Linked DNA regions of Homo sapiens: region 1 is linked to region 2. A link is a loop called in an ENCODE intact Hi-C map of the cell type or tissue named here. Cell type or tissue: heart left ventricle. All regions are shown on one strand. Each heading gives the region's core, and the rest is flanking DNA. Links, peaks and the distances in the headings are about the cores only. Region 1 holds the start of LINC00955 (long intergenic non-protein coding RNA 955). Region 2 has its middle 110 kb from the start of ADRA2C.

Region 1 (5,218 bases), core at 219-5,218, 300 kb after region 2:
TGTCATGGGTATATGGGTATAGGAGAGGTAGATAAGTATGTGTACAGATGGGCAAAGGGAAGGATGTGGGCGTGTTATGGGGTGGTTGGGTAGGTTGACGGATGGATGGGTGGATAAGTATTGTGTTACATGGGAGAAAACAAGTTTAGTTAGGTTGATGGGTGAATGGATGAGTGAGTAGTTGGATATAGACATGGAAGCTGGCTAGCTGGGTGGATGGATGATGGGTGAGTGAATGGATGGGTGGGTGATGAAAGAAAGGGAGGACGGATGGGTGGATGGATGGATGAGTGAGTGAATGAATGGATAGGTGGGTGAATGGAATAGGTGGATGGATGGATGGACGGATGGATGGATGGATGGATGGATGGATGGATGGATGGATGATGAAAGAAAGAAAGCATGAAAGGATGGGTGGGTGAATAGAATAGGTGGATGAATGGATGGATGGTTGGAAGGATGGATAGATAAGTGAATAATGAATGGGTGGACGAATATGTGGATGAATGGATGGATGGGTGGATAGATGGATGATGAAAGAAAGAAAGGGTGAATGGATGGGTGGATGGGAGAGTGAATAAATGAATGGGTGGATGAATGGGTAGATGGATGGATGGGTGGATGGATGAATGAATGAGTGAGAGGATGGGTGGGTGATGAAAGAAAGGAAGGATGAAAGGGTGGACGGGTAGGTGGATGAATGTATGATAGGATGGAAGCTGGCTGGATGTGGGGGTGGATGAGTTGAATGGACAGATGGGTAAGAGGGTGAGTAAGTGGGTGGATGGTGAAGGAATTAATAATGTTATTATTATAAACATTATTATTATTATATGAATAAGTTTCTGGTTTAGAAGACTAGTATCCTTCTGAGAGCTCTCTCAGAGTGTCAGGCTCTACAAATTTGCTTCCTTGGGCTGCCCCTCTCTGGGTTGTTTCCCCATTTGCTCCATGAGTGTGAAGGAGTAGATTGGCCAGATTAGCTGCGCCTGCTCCAGGGGCCCAGCCCAAGCCCAGGTGCCTGGGAGTCACACTCCAGGACACTCGACCCCTGCCCTCTGGGGCCAGGGTCAGCAGCCTCTGGCCAGACCCCTCTTCTTAAAACAAGCTCAGGTAGGGAGAGAACACTGCCCTGCTGGTGGTTGCCATGGAAAATCCTTCATTGCTTGTTTTTCTCCTCGACTGATTAAGAAAAGGGAGTCATAAAATGACAGGGCGTCACTGGGCCTTGCCGCTGGCCAGCTTTGACTTATCCCCTGACATTTCCCAGGAGCCAGCTAACCTTTTCTGCCACAAATAGACTGAAGCGGGTCCCTTGAGGCAGTCTAGCCTGAACAGAGTCCATCTCAGGGGAGGTCAGGACCCGGGATACAGCAACAGGAGCCGGGTCATTCAAATAACCAGGAAGGAGAGCAGACAGTGCTGGGACCGAGAGCACAGCGAGGACCCTAAGGAAGCCACCAAAAAACAGCCTTCGCAACAGTCAGGACTGCTGTCAGGACCACCAGGCAGAGCCCAGGGAGCAAACACCTGCTCTCCCTCCCTGGGGTCCCCGCTGTGTTCCCAGGCATGACACTCACCTCCCAGAGCAGCAGCCTGGCCTCTGCTCCTCTCCGGGCAGAAACGACACAGGGATGCTCCCCAGTCAGTGTGCTGGGGTCCTAGGGGCGTTGGCGACGCCGGGGCAGGTTCCACCATAGATCCTGCTGCCTCAATCCAGAGGGCTTTCGGAAGGCGCCCCTGCTATGGCATCGCAGAGGGAGGAGACCCGGGATGTGGCCCAGCAGGGCTGTGTATACACCAAGATGCCTCCGTCTGCCCTTCCAGCTGTAAATCAAGACTCAGCCGTGGAGAGGGAGGATAAAGTCCACAGGGGCTGAACCTCCTCCCCAGCCCTGGTCTCAGCCTCAGGATAGAAGACTTTAACCCCAGAAGGCCCTCAGGAGGCCAGGCAAGCCAACACCCTCGAACCTGTGCCACGATGGGGGGCGATGGGGCGAGGACAGAGCCTGGAGTCACAGACCAGGAAACTGGGTTGCCTCAGCTCACCCAGGGTCCCAAGGCCAGGACAGGGCAGAGCCGAGACCAAAGTCCCTGCGAGGCCGCCCTCATGAAGGGACTCGGGAGGGTTCACTGGGTGAATGGATGAGCCTGTACAGTGAATGAAGGCCGAGCCCACGGCTGGGAGCTGCCATCCCCGGCTTCCTCTGAATACAGACAGCCTGATGCGCAGGTCTCAGATCTGGAAGGGGGCCTGGGCCCCTTGACCCCATCTCTTCATTTACTGCTGGGGAAACCGAGGGCCAGCCTGCCACAGTAATGCCGTGGGTGCCTGAGTCATCTCCTCCTCCTCCTCTTCCTTCTCCTCCTCCTCCTCTTCCTCCCCCTTCCTCATCTCCCCCTTTCCTCCTTCTCTTCCTCTTCCTCCCTTCCTCCCACCCGTCTCCCTCTCCTGAGCCCCAGCTCTGCTCTGCCACCAGGCCTTGTCCCTTTTAGGGTCCAAAAGAGCAGGTCCTGCCCTGGGGCCAGTCAGCATGAAAAGGGATGACCATCTCTTCCTCCAGAGGACAGGGACTCTATGCCCCAGGCACTCCAAGGTCAAACCTGGCTCCCACTCAGACTATGAAGACAGCATCCACTGGGTCAGAGTCATGAAGCCACGGGTCCCAGGGGACAGCTCAGGTGGCCACAGGGCCAGACTGGCAGGCTGCCCTCTGCCTCCTGTTAGCACAAACACCCCTCCCCTCAGGCCTGAACTCTGACATGAGCCAGTGGGCACCGGGCCCTGTCAGGAACAGGAGGAGGCCACAGCCATCCTCAGGAGAGAACAAAGGACACACAGGCCTCCGGGGAGAGCAGTGGGTGGCAGTGACAGGAGGGGCTACTCAGAATTCATGAGCGAGGGCCAGGCAGCTTGGCCACCTTGGAGGAGCCGCTGCACCTATCCAAGCCCAGGTTTCCCTGCTGAAGGCAGCACCGGTGTCTCCTCCTGGGGGTGTTGAGAGGGTCATCCCAGGCCAGGGAGGTCGAAGGGCTCTGTGAGCTGTGAAGCGCTGGGCACCTGTGGGGCGGGGGCGTTCATCCTGCGGTCAGTCTGCCCTGGAGGGCGGAACACCTACGCACTGTTCCAGCGGGAGGGGTATGGCGTCCAGTGAGGCCCAGCTCCCCGAGCCTTTCCTGATGGCACTGGAAGACAGGCAGCATCCCAGAAACATATAAAAGGCCCAGGGGCTGGTGCTGGGGGCACATGACCGGGGCGACCCTGGGCTGGGCTGTGTACCCCCGGAGCACTGCAGCAGACAGAGCAGGGGTGCGAACTCCAGGGTCCCAGGATCCATCTCCTTCCCTGCAACAAACCCCTCTCTGCTGGAAATCCCTGGAGCGGTTCCTCCATCCTGCTCTGAACCTCCTTGACTGATCCCACCGACCGGTGCACTGCACAGCTGCCTGGAGACCAGAAGATTCCATACGTCTCCCTCCACCTGCCCAACACCCACAAGCCCAGGAGGCTGCCCTCCATAATTCTGGCTTTTCTGCGTATTTTTCAAAGCACAGGGCACTGGAAGAATGCCTGCATGAGACATTCTTGCAAGCCAGAGCCCGCTGGAGGCATGCAGGAGAGCAAAACCTCCCTGCTGTGTCTGCAGATTTGCACACATTTCTGGGAAATAAACCTGCGGCCCCTCCTCTCCCCGAGACGTTGGTTTATCTTCCAGGGCAAAAGGATACCGTCTTTTCTGTGGCAAAGATGGGGGCGAGATGGCTAGCAGTCCCCTTAGAAGATCAAGGGTTTCCTCGGCTGACACAAACCTGCTCTGTTTGCCCCCTGAGATGTGGGGGACAAGGCAGAGGGATAAGGACATGCTGTACCCTGAGTAATAAATGGTCAGGACCCTTCAGGCTTGTCGCTTCCTTACTGGTCACGTTTATGGAAGTGTGGCGCAAACGTGGCCGCTACTTGGTCAAGTGACTGCGAGTTCCCGTGCGTCTCGGGTCACCAGTGTTTCTCCCTGGCTGTGCCCACACCTCACCTGGCCTCCCAGGCCCTGTCTCCCTGAGCTTCTCACAGCACGCTCCCTCGCGGTCTGTGTACCGCCTCTTGGGTCGCCTTCCACACCTTGAAGCAGGAGTGTGAGTTCCTTCCGCGGACCCGGTGCGGGCTCCTGTGGCCCCGCTCAGCCCGTTCTCATCCTTCAGGGAGTCTCAGATTATTTTTGTTTGTTGTTTCTTTTTTTTTCCTTCCAACTTCTATTTGAGGTTCTAGGTATACACGTGCAGGTCTGTTACACGGGTAAACCGCGTGTCACGGGGTCTTGGTGTACAGATTATTTCATCACCCAGGCACTGTGCATTGTACCGACAGGTGGTTTTTTTTTGTTTTTTTTTTTTGTTTTTTGTTTTTTGTTTTGTTTTTTTTTCTGAGATGGAGTCTTGCTCTGTCACCAAGGCTGGAGTGCAGTGGCACGATCTCGGCTCACTGCAACCTCTGCCTCCTTGGTTCAAGCAATTCTCTGCCTCAGCCTCCCGAGTAGCTGGGATTACAGGCACCCTCCGCCAAACCTGGCTAAATTTTTTTGTGTATTTTTAGTAGAGACGGGGTTTCACTATCTTGGCCAGGCTGGTCTTGAACTCCTGACCTCGTGTTCCACCTGCCTTGGCCTCCCAAAGTGCTGAGATGACAGACAGGAGCCACTGCGCCCAGCCAACAGGTGGTTTTTCTATGCTGACCCTCCTCCCGCCTCCGCCCTCAAGTGGGCCAGTGTCCATGTGTCCATCTGTACTCAATGTTTAGCTCCCACTTACAAGCGAGAACATGTAGTATTTGGTTTTCTGTTCCCATGTTCCATCACTTGGACAGGAGTCTCAGAATAAACACAGCCTCCTCAAGAGAGGCCTTCCCTGGCCACTTTCCCAAAACTAGTCACCCCTCTCCCACGTGTCACACGCCCCTCCCGTCCGCCTCACACCCCTCTCCCACGTGCCACACCCCCTCCCCCCACCTCACACCCCTCTCCCACCCGTGTCACACCCCCTCCCCCATCTCACACCCCTCTCCCACGTGTCACACCCCCCTCCCGTCGGCCTCACACCCCTCTCCCACCTGTGTCACACCCCCTCCCGCCACCTCACAGCCCTCTCCCACCCGCATAGCCCTTCTCACTCTGGTTTTCATGCCATCTTATTCCAGGTCCTCTGCAGAGGAGACACCAAGCGGGAT
Region 2 (5,477 bases), core at 282-5,281:
ATCACCCTGCCCTCCTACTACATTCTTTTTTGCTGAAATAATAAAAATAATAATCAATAAAAACTGAGGGAACTCAAGGCCGGTGCCGGTGCAGATCCTTGGTATGCTGAGTGCCGGTCCCCTAAGCCCACTGTTGTTTCTCCATACTTTGTCTCTGTGTCTTATTTCTTTTCTCAGTCTCTCATCCACCCGACTAGAAATACACACAGGGGTGGAGGGGAAGGCCACCCCTTCAAGTGAGTGCTGAGGGACGGTCGGGAGCCTTGTTTGTTTCCTCATCCTCAGGACAAACAGGAGAGTGCAGTGGGCAGATGTGAGGAGACCAATATGCAACCTCTGTGCTCAGCAGACTGTGGAGTTTCTGTTCTTGGTTGTGCTGGGGGTCTCAGAAATCTTATTCAAAATTTTGCTTTCCTCCCCCACTGGTTGTCCTTTTGATAGACACCTCCTCACCCATGATAGCAGGGAATCAGTCCCTCTAAACTATTCCCTAAGAACAACAAAGGGATTATGAAGGTGATGATGAGGATAAAGAGGATGACGACAGACACCATGGCATCGTGAACCCTTACTGAGGGCTTCCTAAAGGCCAGGCTCTGAGCTCTGTGCTCTATACAGCTGGTTTCATTTCATCTGCATAGTCTCCACGTTATTAGTGCACATTTCATGATGATTTTACAGACTAGAAAAGGCGCAACGGAGTTTCATGTAGCTTGTACCAGATCATGAAGTCAAAAAGGGTGAAGTCCAATTTGAACCAGGCAGTCTAAGTCCAGACACATGGCATTGGGCCAGTCGTCTCCCTGCATCCAACCTGCCCTCTCAAATCCTTGTCACTCAGGCCGATGCCCCTTCTCACTGTGCCCTTCCCTTTGGGGGTTCCTTGTAGACCACAGCTAGACCAGTGGGTGCCGCAATCACTGTGTCATGTATAGAAAGAGCAGCTGAGATCACATCGAGGATTCCAGAAACAATCGGCACAGGATCATTCGGGACACATCTCTCCCTTGCCCCTGTTCCTGGCTTGCCTTACAGCTCTCAACTTCCTCAAAGGAGTCATCAATTCGGAGTTTGGCTTCCATTCCTATTGAGGAAGCTGGAAAGTGTTTCAAAAATGCTCCTTCCATGTGCCTGTGGTTAAGACCTCTGAGCTCTGCTTAAAACTTTTTGAAGCTGGGCGCGGTGGCTCACGCGTGTAATCCCAGCCCTTTGGGAGGCTGAGGCAGGTGAATCACAAGGTCAGGAGTTCGAGACCAGCCTGACCAACATGGTGAAACCCTGTCTCTACTAAAAATACAAAAAAAAAAAAAATTAGCCAGGCATGGTGGCGTATGCCTGTAATCCCAGCTACTGGGGAGGCCGAGGCAGGAGACTCCTTTAAAGCCGGGAGACAGAGGTTGCAGTGAACCAAGATCATGCCACTGCACTCCAGCCTGGGCAACAGAGCAAGACTCTGTCTCAAAAAAATAAATACATAAAAATTACGAAAAAAAGTGCTTAGATGGGCTTGGCAAACTTTAGCCATTAGCTCACGTACCACTTTGGAAGGGCATACCTTCAGTCACTTCACCCTTTAATTCCTTTGCTCAAGACTAAAGTTCTGAGAGGAAGTCTAATCAGCTGAGTTGTGTCCATGTGGGCAGTGCAGGAAAGGGTGCAGCGGGAGGCGGCTCCAGGGACGTCTTTGGCTTCCATCATGGGGGAGCAGGCGCGTGGATTATCCACCCTAACAAATTTGGACAAAGGAAAACGAGGTTCTCTGAGGAAGGAGACATAGAGCCCAAGGAGCTAACCAAGAGACAAATAGTCATCCTGTCTTGTCATTTTCTTTTACACATGTGTGTACATTATCTTACACTTATCACTTTGTTTTCTTTCTCTCCTTTAATTGCAGCCTGCTGCCAAAAGTTAAAATAAAATGAACATATTGAGATAGCTCAGTAACTGACTTTTGGTCAATTGCCTTTTCATATAGTGAACAGCTGCCCAAACGATTGTCTCTGTCACTGTGCAAATTTGCAAGCGTTTGCATGATCACTCCCAATCCCCCAACACAGGGCTGTGTTACAGCACAATTTAGTTCAGTGTTTTGCTCTCTGCAACAGGGAGGTTCTCATCCATTGCAGGTTGCAGTAAAAACAGGGGTACCATAAGCAACCACCTCTTTCCTCAACGATGTGATGGAAGCAAACGCCAAGTAGCTCCATGTATCCAACTTAAAAATATAAAAAGTTACGCCCGTGGGCTGTGGTGCCATCTTTGGTTCAATGTAACACCAGGGGTGAGAAACAGACAACTTCTAGCCTCCAAGGAGACCCTGGGGCATGGCGGCAGACCCTCGCTGCACTGAAGGGTGTCCGGGGCTCCAGGACTCAGGCAGCCAGCGGTGCGGCCCCACCTCTCCACCGTCCGCCTCTGGGAGCCTCGGTTTCCTCAGCAGGGATCATGACACTTCATGGCTGCTCTCATGGAGGCGGAGGCTTTGTCATCGCCTCTTTGTGGATAAAGGAAATAAGGCCCAGAGACGTTGATTAACCACCCAAGGTCACACAGCCAGAATCTAAGCCCAGGTCTGTCCAAGGCCTATCCAGCTCTTTCTTCCAGGAAGGCCCTCCCTCTTCCTTCCCGTCTCCCCGTCACCCATCTCTTTCCTCCTCCTGTCCTCTTCTCACCTCTTCTTGCCTCCCCTCCCCTCTTTCCTCCCTTCTTCCCCTCTCCTCCCTCAATTTCTCCTTCCTTCCTCTCTCCTCCCCAAGCTCTCAGGTGAACGTGCGTCCCACCTCTTATGGCGAATGGACAGCAGGTGGCAGCAAACCCCGCCTTCCTGCGCGGGAGCCGGCCTCAGCCCGTGAAACGATGAGAACTGGGCTGCAGAGCCTGAGCTGGGCGGGCGTGAGTTTGCAGATCTGCAGGAGGAACCCGGTGCAGGCGCCTCTGGCAGGGGTGGAGGTTGGGGTGCCCAGGCCTGGTGGCGGGGCGGGGCAGGGGGGTCACCTGCAGGCGTGTGGCCGGGGGAGGGACGGCTCCCAGCTCAGCATCTGGGCAGAACAGCTCCTTGGGGGTGGGAAGGTTCCCCGCAGCGCTTCATCCTTCTAAGTGAATATGCAAATCCCCTCCTCCCGCTCGAGAGGGAACTTCTGCGGACCCTCCTCAGGCAGCCCCAGGGCAGCAGCCCGTCCTCTGGGCGCCATCCTGACAGCGCCCTGGCAGCGCAGCAGACGCTTAGTCCGCACCTGTTCTGGACAGGGGTGGGAGACACCAGGATTGTGGCCACAGGTCCCTACCCAACATGGGTACCTAGTGAACAGAGCGCAGCCTGCCCAGTCAAAGGGCTGGGCCCTTCCTGCACAGGGGTCGCCTTGCTTGGGTGCATCTTGAAGGAAGGTCAGAGACACCCAAAAGGACTGGGCTGAGGGAGCAGCGTCTGGGTCCAGGGCACAGCCTGGGCAGAGGCCAGAGGGCAGCAGGCCTGAGTGTGGGATGCAGATCTTGGGGTAGAGGCCAACTCCACGCAGGGAGGCCCCTCCCGCCGGCGGGTGGTCATGGCTGATTTGAGCCTGTTGTTATTGTTGGCAAATTAACAATACACTGTTAATTGCATGTGGCTGAAAGTAAAAATTAATAAGGAAACAAGTGGGCCCTGCTGAGCTGCTCGCGTCGGGGCTGTGGTTCCCACGCTGGGGCTGCGGCTCTCGCGCCGGGACTGTGGTTCCCACGCCGGGGCTGTGGCTCTCGCGCCGGGGCTGTGGTTCTCGCGCCGGGGCTGTGGCTCTCACGCGCTCCTCCTCGGCTTCCGAACCGGAACACAGCTGCAGCCTCTATAGACTCCTTCCGTGGCGCTTCAGTGCTGAGCCCTAGCAGACTCCTCCTGGCCAGACTTTCCTGGCTCCTCTGATACCTCATTGCCACCGGGCCTCCACCCGGGGCTTTGGATTCATCTCTGCTGGTTTAGGGAGAACCTCTGACCTCTGCTATCTCTCCCCTCCGTGAATGATCCGGTTCCTCATCCCCCACCTGTGAGTTCTGACTCCTCGGCCGCCTTCAGCAAGAATCTCCTGCCCTTAACTTCTCATCTCAGTCTTTTGCCATCCCCCGAGGCCCTTGGCTATCAGCCCCCACTAGTCCTTGTGGCAGGGGCTATGAACCCCCTCCTCCTTGGCTAGAGACTCCCGCTTGTCCTCGTGGTCTTCGGCGTTGAGCTCAATCTCTCCCTGTTGTGGTCATCCTGACGGCTGCTGCGATAGTCTTGAATAGAGTCTTCCTCACTGTTTTAAGTGTCAGGATCGTGTTCTATGTACTCCCACCCCCGGCTTCTCCTGCCCCCTCAGCTGGCCCGGCATTTTCCCTGGGAGCCTTCATCACAGGTCAGTGGATGCCATATGTTTCTGAGCCGGGGTGTGAACTCTGTTTCCATTCTTAGATAACTTGTTCTCCCTGTGACTTAAGCATGACCTTATAGTTTAATTTTCTTCCTCTATGGGGGACCTATTCGTGAGTGTAATAAGGGTTTTCTGCATCCCTGTATTCCAGATGTATATTTCCAGGATACAGGGCTGCTTTTAAGTACCAAAATATTCATATTTTTGTTGGTATCATGCCAATACTTCAGTATGTTGAAAGTTCTGAGACCTGATTCCATTTACACAAAGTAGAAGAACAGACAAAAGTAATCTGTGCTGTGAGTCAGAACTGGCATCACCTGTGGGAATAGGCGGGGCCCGAGGGGGCTCCTGAAGTGCTGGTTCCCTAGTGTGGGCACTGGTTACTCAGGAATCTTCACTTTGTGCATTTCCCCAAGCTGCAGCCTTAGGGGAAGAGTGTCTGACCTGTTTTGTGGTCCTCTCCCTATCCCCATTTTTCTGCCCCCAAATGCTTTACAGACTTGACACTCATCCAGCAGTGCTTTTTTCCAATGCCCAAGCATAGCTCTCAAACGTCTGTCCCATGCATTTTCCTTTTGAGCTGCTCCCCGGTCCCCTATGTCACACCACACTCAGGCTGCAACGGGCTCTCCAGGCCTGGGCACCGTGTATGTCCCCACACTCCCCATGAACTGGTTCCTGGGTGAGAGCCACTAGCTCTCAAATTGTGAGCCCCCTCACTGAGGTCCGTCCCTCATTGACTTACACCTTCTAGAGCAAGCTTGTCCAACTGTGGCCCATGGACTGCATGTGGCCCAGGACAGATTTGAATGCAGCCCAACACAAATTTGTAAACTTTCTTAAAACATGAGGGGTTTTTTTTGCAATTTCTTTTTTCTTTCTTTCTTTCTTTTTTTTTTTTTAAGCTCACCAGCTATTGTTAGTGTTAGTGTATTTTATGTGTGGCCCAAGATAATTCTTTTCCAGTGTGGCCCAGAGAAGCCAAAAAATTGGACACCCCTGCTCTAAAAGTCTCTTAAGGAAAGAAGCATGGAATGGAACTTGTAAATTCCACTTATTCTGACAATATCTTGATTCATCCCTCAAACCTGATTG

Evidence for each region. Peaks named below come from ENCODE experiments on the same cell type or tissue, not always from the same donor. Only the 100,000 strongest peaks of a DNase experiment are listed, where the experiment ranks them.
Region 1: a loop joins it to region 2, with 2.8 times the contacts of the local background. A loop is called at or near these places in 14 of 110 quality-filtered maps.

Annotation. Positions count from the first base shown.
Region 1 is chr4:3,573,486-3,578,703 of GRCh38, reverse strand. LINC00955 (long intergenic non-protein coding RNA 955) reads right to left here and starts at 1,835. Exons shown (of 3, transcript NR_040045.1): 1 at 1,581-1,835. In heart left ventricle, for the core only: no CTCF peak of the experiment used is centred there; a DNase peak (open chromatin) is centred at 2,923.
Region 2 is chr4:3,878,109-3,883,585 of GRCh38, reverse strand. It overlaps the pseudogene OR7E163P. Among named protein-coding and RNA genes, the nearest start is that of ADRA2C, 110 kb to the right of the region's middle. RefSeq lists a silencer at 2,713-2,772 and enhancers at 2,971-3,526, 3,527-4,084. In heart left ventricle, for the core only: a CTCF peak has its summit at 2,801 (motif pointing right); DNase peaks (open chromatin) are centred at 2,875 and 3,655; H3K27me3 peaks cover 5,000 bases.